Regions from separate parts of the Homo sapiens genome. Here region 1 is linked to region 2. A link is an interaction called in ENCODE POLR2A ChIA-PET data of the cell type or tissue named here. Cell type or tissue: MCF 10A. All regions are shown on one strand. Each heading gives the region's core, and the rest is flanking DNA. Links, peaks and the distances in the headings are about the cores only. Region 1 overlaps EHBP1 (EH domain binding protein 1). Region 2 has its middle 51 kb from the start of EHBP1.

Region 1 (5,389 bases), core at 57-5,056, 58 kb before region 2:
TACTCGGGAGGCCGAGGCAGAAGAATTGCTTGAACCCGGGAGGTGGAGGCTGCAGTGAGCCAAGATTGTGCCACTGCACTCCAGCCTGGGTGACAGAGCAAGACTCTGTCTCAAAAGAAAAAAAGAAAAGAAATACATCATAAATATCATAAAACATCGCTACAGGACACATACGAACACACAGACATGCATACACAAATGCTGGCAAATTAATTCTACTTTGGAGAAATTAAGTTAGTTTTCTTAGCCCAACATTTGCTTGAAATTATTATAAAAAGGAAATAAAGTTATAAAACCATAGGAATTGATTTTGCTTCAGAAGCAAAAATATGTAGTTCCTCTCCCCAAAAGTCAAAGTATTGTCAAAACTTAGCTCATTTCAGCACTGTACTTCTGCAGGCACATTCCCTGGTTACTCCTACCTCCCTGGTCACTCCAACCTATGCTAGTTCATCTTTCTCTAACACTCTTAAAAGTTCAGGTTATATTTACAGTCTTCTTCCCACCTACTCTAACCTTTCTCTCTAGATAGTTCTCTTCATCACTCATTGCTTATTTATCAGATAAAAAATAATAACAACAATGGGTAAAATTTTCTGGGTGCTTACTCTGTCAGACACTGTTCTAACCCCTTTATTACAGGTATTATCTTACTTAATCTTCAAAACAACTCTATGCTGGAAGTAGTGTTATTATCATCTCCACTACTGAAGAAGTACCAAGAGATAATTCATCCAAGGTCACACAGCCAGAAAATATGTATTTTACACAGACACAGACCTCAATGTTTTCAGAAGCTGTTCTAAAGTTTCTTTCTATAAGGCTGGAAAACTGGCACAATGGTCTCTTCTCTGTTACTTATGTAGTTTGAGTGGAATAAGACTAAACTAATAGTTTAGAGCCTGAGCACAGAGAACACAGAAAGGTGCTAGACTCTGTATTCCCTAAACACTAGCTGCAAGTAACTCCCACGACTTAAAGCAGAAGTCAGCAAACTTTTTCTTTCTTTCTTTTTTTCTTTTTAAGAGATAGGGTCTCACCATGTTACCCAGGCTGGTCTTGAACTACTGAACTCCTGAGTTCATGGGATCCTGCCACCTCAGCCCCTCCCAAAGTGTGAATATTTACAGAAAAAAATTTGTTCTCTATTTTTTTAGAGAACAAAAGAGCCAGTTTGGATCAGGCCAGAGTTTGCCTGCCAACTCTTGATCTAGAGGCATATTTTGAGTCATGTGTAGACATAATCATGATGTAAGCACATCAATATCCAATTATGGCATTAAGTGGCTCCACTATATTCCTTAAAGAACCCACCACAATTGAATTTTGTAAAACTGTTCTTCACATAGAATAAAGACTTAAAATCTGGAAAAAACACAATATGTAACAATTACAATTTAAAAAAAATCAGTTTATAAGATACTATCATGAAATTACAAACAAGTAACATCAATTTAGCATTTGCTAAAATCATATGCCTTTGACAACTTACAATATAGAAAAGACTGCGCTATTTTGTTTCAAGGAATAAGATGTTCAAGATTCACATAACTTGCAACATAGAAAGTACTGCAAACTAACCTCTCTAGAAGCAAGCCTAGAAACTAGGGAACAATACCTTTCTTACCTTGCCTCTTCCTTTTGCAGTCATCTAACCTTCTGCCCCATCTCTCCCCTCATACATTAAAGATTTTAGCACCAGGCCAGGTGCCGTGGCTCAGACCTGTAATCCCAGTACTTTGGGAGGCTGAGGTGGGCAGATCATTTGAGGACAGGAGTTCGAGACCAGCCTGGCCAACATAGCAAAACCCTGTCTCTACTAAAAATACAAAAAAACTAGCCAGACATGGTGGTACATGCCGGTAATCCCAGCTACTTAGGAGGCTGAGGCATGAGAATCACTTGAACCCAGGAGGCAGAGGTTGCAATGAGCCACTGCACTCCACCCTGGGCAACAGAGTGTGACTCTGTCTCAAAAAAAAAAAAAAAAAGAGTTTAGCACCTGACTCCCTGTCTTAAATGTTTCTCCTCCCATTATTCTTGGCAACTTCAAGAGCCACACAAATAATCTGTCCACACATTGGCCTCTAAATTCCTTGACCACCCTCTTCATACCCAAAAAATCTTTTACTCCATTTCACCTCAGCCACCAACTCTCATGGTTATATACTAATAGCTATAGTCTCTAACAAGGAATAGGAATACCTGGAAGGTGCAAAAGATTATCTACTCAAACACAGCAAGAAATTCTACTTAAATTTATTTATTTTAAAGGTATTTATTTTATTAAAGGAAATTAAAGTATACTCATATTTCATGTATGCAGTATATTAAAAATATATTGGGATATGTGCTCATTTTTGTAAACAGATATGCACATGTGATCCAAGGACACCACCAGTATCTTGTCATTAACATTAACCACATCCTCAAAATCAAGCATCTCACACTCTTCCACCTCCCATCTTTCCAGCTCCCAACCCCAACAATTCTTCAACCTCTTTAAAATCTTTCAATCATTATCCTTTTCATGCTTTCACTGACTATCCCATCTTTCACGTACTTACCTTCTCCTTTTCCAGCTTATATTCCATGGTTCATCACTAAAACCACTCCTGCACATTTGCTCTCAATTTCCCTGTCTCTCTTCCCCTCAGTTATACATTCCTGACAAAATCCAATCCTGGTCAAATCCAACTCTATCTATTCCATGCCTGCACCAAAGCACTGAACACAGTTGGATTAAAATATGCAAACTTGCTGGTTGCATTCACTTAAAATTTATAATCACAAAGTTAAGAAGGTCATCACTACTACCCAGCAATCCCCCTACATTTCCCTAGTCAATTCATTCTCACTTTGACAACTTCATACCTCATCTCCTCAGTTCTTCAACAACTGTCACCTCCCTCCCAGCAGATGATTTCTTATATCATTTCCCTGAGAAAACAGAATGTCCACATCCTTCCCAACCAAATCTACCAACCTATCTGCTTCTCTACCCATGTACCCTGCTTCTCCCCTTGTAACAATGAATGGTCCCTGCTTCTACCTAAGTTCAACGTTTCCACTTGTGTTCTGGATCCTTTTCTCTTTCTCTCACTCAAAGACTTTTCTGTCCTAAGGTTACCTCCTCTCCCACCACATCATCCATTTTTCCTTCTCTACCAATCATTTCCACCAGCATTTACACATGTTGCAATATCTGCCAAGCAAAAAATGTACCTTGAACCCTTGTCTCTCTCCAAGTATTACCTAGTTCTCTGCTTTGTAGCAAAATACTCCAAAAAAATCATCATACTCACTGTAATCACTTCCTTTCCTCTAAGCCAACTTAATCAAGTCTTCATCTCCACCACTCCATTGAACCATTCCTCAAAATCATTAGTTCTTTCCATCTTGCCAAATCCAACGGTCACCTTGCTCAACCTCTCAACAGTATTTGACACAGCCAAATACTCCCTTAATACACTTTTTGCAGTTGGTTTCTTAGAAAACACGCTCTCCCAATTTTCCTATCTCACTACTGCTTGTTTCCTGTCTCCTTTGTTGGCTCCTCCTCTCCTTCCTCACCTCTATATGCTGAAGTGCCTCAAGGCTCAGTCTTCAATCCTCTTCTCAATCTGTATTAATGCATAGGAAATTTTCTATCGCCCCATGATTATAACTACTACTTACATACTAAGATGATCCAGCCTCTGAGTTTGAGACTTTTATAATTAACTGCTTAACTAAGATCTCCATCTGGATGTCCCAAACGAAAAGCAAACAGAATTCTTGATTTCTCCCTCACACCAAACCTTTTCCTCCCCAAGTGTTCCCCTATCCCTTCAATTAATATTACATTCACCTGGTTGCTCAGGCCAAAAACCTATAGTCATTATTGATTGTCTCTTACTTTACATCATATCTAATCCATCAGTAAGTCCTGCTAACTATATCTTTAAAAAAATTTATTATCCAGCTACATGGGTACATAAAATTGTCAAAACTCACTGAACTGTACACTTAAAATGGATGCATTTTACTATATGCAAGTGTAAATTATACCTCAATAAAGTGTGGTGGTGCTGAGTGTGTGTGAGGGTATGTGTGTGTTACATATGTCTGACCATTTCTCACCACCTACTACTCTGCTGTTTGAATTACTGCAACAGCCTATTAGCTGGTATCCCTGCTTCCACTTTTACTCATGACAGTCCATATCCCACAAAACACACCAAGTTTGTTTCTAATTAATGCTTTTTTCTGTTCTTTGTAAAATTTATTTCAAAAGTAGGTTATTTACATCAAGGCTCATGTATCTCTATATCACTCCATGGTCAACAGAGAAATGCTTGCTTAAGCCACCCAAAGAAGTGGATCTGAAATTAATACTTCTTAATGTAATTTGGTCTTCATAAATTCAACTTAACACTGAAAGTGCATGTAGTCTTCTTAATGTCTAATTGGAAGACTAAGCTGGGATCAGTTACACATAGCCTGGAACATCAGATTAAAGAGTTTATATTTTATCTAACAGGTCAATGTCACAAACTTAAACACTAAGAAAAACTACTTTTTTTTTACCTTTCAAATCCTGGGGTCACAAGGTTGGCAAAGATGTGTGAAATAATGAACAAAAAGAAGAGTTACTTTCAGGGATGTATCTTCACCTTTTTGTACCTCTAGAGTTTTGAACCATGTGATTGTACTGCCTATTTAATATATAAATTATAATTAAAATTATATTTTAAAATAAGGAAAAGGAATTCTTATATGACATAGAAAAATAAGAAACTAAAATAAATACATGACTTTTTGGGAAAAGTTTACAGCACTCTGAATATTTTTAGTCCTCCCACCACAACTAAGAATTAGATGGAAGAAATATAAATACAAATATAAAATATGTTCATATATATACATACAAAATATAATACGTATTCATACATAATGATTCATGTCATATATTAGAGAGCTTTTACCAGAATTTAATTTGCAACATAGTTAAATTATCATCATAACCCCAACTTGCCAACTTTCATACAGTTTACTTAAACACCTGTAAAGCCTTTGAGAACTCATATAGTAAAGATTTCTCTCAGAAATCTAAAAGCCTACAGATGATAAAAGAACAGAACAGAAAGTAAACTGAGAAATGACAGTACAGTCTCTTTCAAACTCATCTCCAGAGGCCAGTCTTACTACTTGCCAACAGCTACATCATTTAATAATTAAATGACATAAGGACAACAAGAAGAGTAGGGGGTATAAACCCCTATCATCTCCAAATTTGCTAAAGCCCCTTCATGTGGCAATCAAGGAATGATGATGAATAGGCCCTCCCTGGTATACTGTCCCTCTCTCAAATGAAAAAAAGACATTCTCGTTTTTGTTCCTGATCTAA
Region 2 (5,389 bases), core at 154-5,153:
TCTTAGGCCATACTAATTAGGGGCTTTCTCTAGTTCCTTAGTAAGGAAAGGACAAAGACTGCGGAATACACAATAAATAATATATTAAATACAAAACACCCTTTACTACATTTAACTGTATATGAGAAAATATGTAAGTATTAAACTCTCATTTCGGAAAGAAGACTTAGTTGTTCTCAACAAATCCATTGGTTGTCTTCATAAATTCCAAAATTAAAAGACTCTAAAATTTCATAGGTACCTGAGCTGAATGCACACTCACTATTATGGTCAAGATTCTTGTGCCCAGAATGGACAAAATCCTTCAGAATTCTTCCTTCCCAAGTTTTATTTATGTCTGGATGTGCCACATGTTACATTACCATATCCATGAGGATGATGGAAAAAGAGTCCAGAATAGTCTGAGACTTAGTTTTGGCTCTATGAATTACCCTCTGTAGCTCCAGCTGGAAGAACTAGTTTGAACACATCTGGAGGCCAAGTATGGATTAGAGAAGCAGGTTTAATATTTTTTCTTACCAAGGGAAATTAGCTACTGGAAATTGCTCAAATTATTACTGTCACAATCTTCTGCTACCAGGGTAAGATTTTCAGAGAATTGTTCTCAAGGAGATGAAGTCTGATCAGTCTTGATGAGATTACTTTGTACGGATGGCCTTATTCTAAGATTTTAAAAACAACTGTGGGCATGAAATATCATGGATGATTGTAGATTTGTGTGTATGGGGAACAGGAAGGTTGGTGGGGAGGGAATCAGTTGTCAGAGTGAAGAAGAAGAAGGAAGGAAGGAAGAAGGAAGAAGGAAGAAGGGAAAAATAATCTCTATGAGTCCTTTTTTTTTTTAAGTTTCTTGTTTGTAGAAGTTTTATACATAAAACTTATTTTTTGGATCTGATACTGCTCTTCTACGACCACAGTTTATTGCTACATGGTTCTTTGTGATCAGTCAGTCTTCTGCTCCCTCTCCAGTCTCATTTTTCTCATGAAACTCCACATCACCAAGCCACGCTGAAGGTATATGGAATGACATTCATGTTTTTGAATATGCCATACTCTTTCACAACTCTGTGTCTTTGCGCCTTGAATACCTTTTCTTTCTTTGGCCATCAAGCAAACATCAACTCTACTAATAAGATTACTTAAAAGTAATCTACTTTTAAGAGTTGACTCAAATATTACCTCCACTATGAAGCCTTTCTTTACCTTGAAACTTATCCCTACCCCTTACCAGGGACAATTGACCAATCCCTCCTTTGTAATTCCTTTTATTTTTAGCATATTTCTATAGTGATACTGCCACATTTAATTGCTTTTTTTTTTTTTTTAAGAGATGAGATCTTGTTCTGTCACCCAGGCTAGAGTGCTGGAGTCCAGTGGTACAATCATAGCTCCACCACCACACCTAGCTAATTTTTAAAAATTTTCTAGAGATGAGGTTTCAATACGTTGCCCACGCTTGTCTCAAACTCCTGGTCTCAACTGACTCTCCCACAGCAGCCTCCGGGAGTGTTGGGATTATAGGCGTGAGCCACTGCACTCACCTACCTGGCACTTCTTTTTATTTAAGTGTCTGCTTCCCCCTACCAAGTAGCAAGCATCCTCAGAGCAGCTCCATGGATTCTTTTAAAGATCTGGGACTTCAGCTTTTCATTCAATTTTGTAATAGTTCTCAGCTTCTTCCAATAAATTCCACTTTTGTGCTCAAGTTAGCTGAAGTCACTTTCTATTATACATAACCACAGAACCCTAACTGTTACAGTAATTTCCTGAAACTGAACCAATTGTTTGAATGGAAGGGACTCAGGAAGCTCAGAGCACAAAAAAAGGAGACCCTAAGAGTAAGAAATTGGCAAAGTTTGTCCAGCACTTTTCAGAGGAGAGTGTGCTCAGCTTCTGGGAACTCACTCAGTCTGGTAACTGAAGAAGTCTCTTGTGGGTCAAGGATAATTCTACATACCTCATCATGGCCTGGACGATATTCTTAAGATCATTCTCCACTTTTTTCTCTGACTCCGTGTTTCCCACCCAAACTTACAATCATAAATTCAATTCTCCGGGTATTATGAGATCAGGAAAGAAGCAGCTTTAGTAATTGGAAAGAAGTATCCTCCATTTTAAGTGAATAACATCTGTAAGTGAATAACATTATACAGCAACTTCTTGAAAGTTTCGACAGCAGCTCAAGTCAGTTGTCTCAGTCTGAAAAGAGTCAGAGCCCTAGCAATGGTGAGTTTCTCAGTCTGCAAGACTGGCCTGAGGTGACCTCACCAAGGTGGTGCCACCCTTTGGGGTTTACCAGGAATGCCACAGTTTGTCCAGATTATACTATTCTTCCATGCCATGCCTCATTTCACCACAATACTCATAAAACCTTAGCGGTGAATAAGTCTTCAAGGTCCACATTCCTTGCTATATGAGGGTTAGACAGTAAGTTAAACTGAATTCCAATCATTGCCTAAAATTAGGAAGTTGAGCGAGCAAGGTTTAGTTTTACCTTCATATGATAAAAGGTTTTAAGAAAATTGATGATGTAAGGCAGTTCTCTCCTTCTCTGTTTTTTTTTTTTCTGTGACAATACAAGAACAGTGTTGGCATGAGCAACACAGACCCATGTGCATTTCCTGACTCCATCTCTGTAACCCACCCCTGCCTTTTCTCTTAAGAAGCACATGGAAATGCAAACGTGTGACTGTGATATTATTGTGATAACCTTAAATGTTCTCGGATTTATTGTTAAAAGTGAATCACTTGCGAACTTTGATACTTCTACTATGATTGGTATGAAGTTGCTTGCAACATATCGGTGTGTCCTGTTGAGACCTGCAGATGTAAATATTGAAGGAAGAATGTTTGAGCTAATTATTACCTAAGTTGTTTATAAGAATTTTCTGGTGTTTGTGGAATTAACCTACCAATTTCACTCTTTCTTGTCAGTTTCAGTAGGAGGAACAGAAACCCAATCTGCTATTACTGAGAACTTGAATTGGAGTCCATACTGGAAACCAATAAATCACTTCCATTATCAAGAACTTGTTCATTTGTCTTGGTCCCTCCTCGTAGATTTGGGCTGACCTTTCTAATCAAGTTAAATAAACAATGTTTTGCTGAATACTAAAAGACTGGAGAAAGCCCAAGTCAATTGACAGTGATGCCCTTTTCATTCTAAGATTATTGATTTAGATTCCTCAACTCCACAGAACTCCATCCCTGGCTGCAGGTTGAATACTATGGATGCCAGGGAATGCCTTACTTAGGCCACCTGGGGACTTATTTAGTACTTGACTTATAATTTTTAAATTATTATCATTATACTTTAAGTTTTAGGATGCATGTGCACAATGTGCAGGTTTGTTACATATGTATACATGTGCCATGTTGGTGTGCTGCACCCATTAACTCATCATTTAGCATTAGGTAAACCTCCTAATGCTATCCCTCCCCGCTCCCCCCACCCCACAACAGTCCCCAGTGTGTAATGTTCCCCTTCCTGTGTCCATGTGTTCTCATTGTTCAATTACCACCCATGAGTGAGAACATGCGGTGTTTGGTTTTTTGTCCTTGCGATAGTTTGCTGACAATGATGGTTTCCAGCTTCATCCATGTCCCTTCAAAGGACATGAACTCATCCTTTTTTATGGCCACATAGTATCCCATGGTATTTATGTGCCACATTTTCTTAATCCAGTCTATCATTGTTGGACATTTGGCTTGGTTCCAAGTCTTTGCTATTGTGAATAGTGCCACAATAAACATACGTGTGCATGTGTCTTTATAGTAGCATGATTTATAATCCTTTGGGTATATACCCAGTAATGGGATGGCTGGGTCAAATGGTATTTCTAGTTCTAGATCCCTGAGGAATGGCCACACTGACTTCCACAATGGTTGAACTAGTTTACAGTCCCACCAATGGTGTAAAAGTGTTCCTATTTCTCCACATCCTCTCCAGCACCTGTTGTTTCCTGACTTTTTAATGATCGCCATTCTAACTGGTGTGAGATGGTAGCTCATTGTGGTTTTGATTTGCATTTCTCTGATGGCCAGTGATGGTGAGCATTTTTTCATGTGTTTTTTGGCTGCATAAATGTCTTCTTTTGAGAAGTGTCTGTTCATATCCTTCACTCACTTTTTGATGGGGTTGTTTGTTTTTTTCTTGTAAATTTGTTTGAGTTGATTGTAGATTCTGGATATTAGCCCTTTGTCAGATGAGTAGGTTGCAAAAATTTTCTCCCATTCTGTAGGTTGCCTATTCACTCTCATGGTGGTTTCTTTTGCTGTGCAGAAGCTCTTTAATTTAATTAGATCCCATTTGTCAATTTTGGCTTTTGTTGCCATTGCTTTCAGTGTTTTAGACATGAAGGCCTTGTCCATACCTATGTCCTGAATGGTATTGCCTAGGTTTTCTTCTAGGGTTTTTATGGTTTTAGGTCAAACGTTTAAGTCTTTAATCCATCTTGAATTAATTTTTGTATAAGGTGTAAGGAAGGGATCCAGTTTCAGCTTTCTACATATGGCTAGCCAGTTTTCCAAGCACCATTTATTAAATAGGGAATTGTTTCCCCATTGCTTGTTTTTCTCAGGTTTGTCAAAGATCAGATAGTTGTAGATATGCAGCATTATTTCTGAGGGCTCTGTTCTGTTCCATTGATCTATATCTCTGTTTTGGTACCATTACCATGCTGTTTTGGTTAATGTAGCCTTATAGTATAGTTTGAAGTCAGGTAGCGTGACGCCTCCAGCTTTGTTCTTTTGGCTTAGGATTGACTTGGTGATGCAGGCTCTTTTCTGGTTCCATATGAACTTTAAAGTAGTTTTTTCCAATTCTGTGAGGAAAGTCATTGGTAGCTTGATGGGGATGGCATTGAATCAATAAATTACCTTGGGCTGTATGGCCATTTTCACGATATTGATTCTTCCTATTCATGAGCATGGAATGTTCTTCCATTTGTTTGTATCCTCTTTTATTTCCTTGAGCAGTGGTTTCTAGTTCTCCTTGAAGAGGTCCTTCATATCCCTTGTAAGTTGGATTCCTAGGTATTTTATTCTCTTTGAAGCAATTGTGAATGGGAGTTCACTCATGATTTGGCTCTCTGTTTGTCTGTTATTGGTGTACAGAAATTATAACAAACTGTCTCTCAGACCACAGTGCAATCAAACTAGAACTCAGGATTAAGAAACTCACTCAAGAAAATATTCCTGGGGTGGGTTGGAGCCAAGATGGCTGAATAGGAACAGCTCCGGTCTACAGCTCCCAGCATGAGCCATGCAGAGGACGGGTGATTTCTGCATTTCCATCTGAGATACCGGGTTCATCTCGCTAGGGAGTGCCAGACAGTGGGCACAGGTCAGCGGGTGCGTGAGCCGAAGCAGGACGAGGCATTGCCTCACT

What was found. ChIA-PET counts read pairs that join two places held together with the same protein. Peaks named below come from ENCODE experiments on the same cell type or tissue, not always from the same donor. Only the 100,000 strongest peaks of a DNase experiment are listed, where the experiment ranks them.
Region 1: POLR2A ChIA-PET joins it to region 2 with 5 read pairs; 10 of 35 experiments call an interaction of 5 or more read pairs at or near these places.

Annotation. Positions count from the first base shown.
Region 1 is chr2:62,709,856-62,715,244 of GRCh38, reverse strand. All of the region lies in intron 2 of EHBP1 (EH domain binding protein 1), which reads right to left. Among named protein-coding and RNA genes, the nearest start is that of EHBP1, 6.8 kb to the right of the region's middle. In MCF 10A, for the core only: no CTCF peak of the experiment used is centred there; no DNase peak of the experiment used is centred there.
Region 2 is chr2:62,651,546-62,656,934 of GRCh38, reverse strand. No RefSeq gene overlaps it. Among named protein-coding and RNA genes, the nearest start is that of EHBP1, 51 kb to the left of the region's middle. In MCF 10A, for the core only: no CTCF peak of the experiment used is centred there; a DNase peak (open chromatin) is centred at 2,754.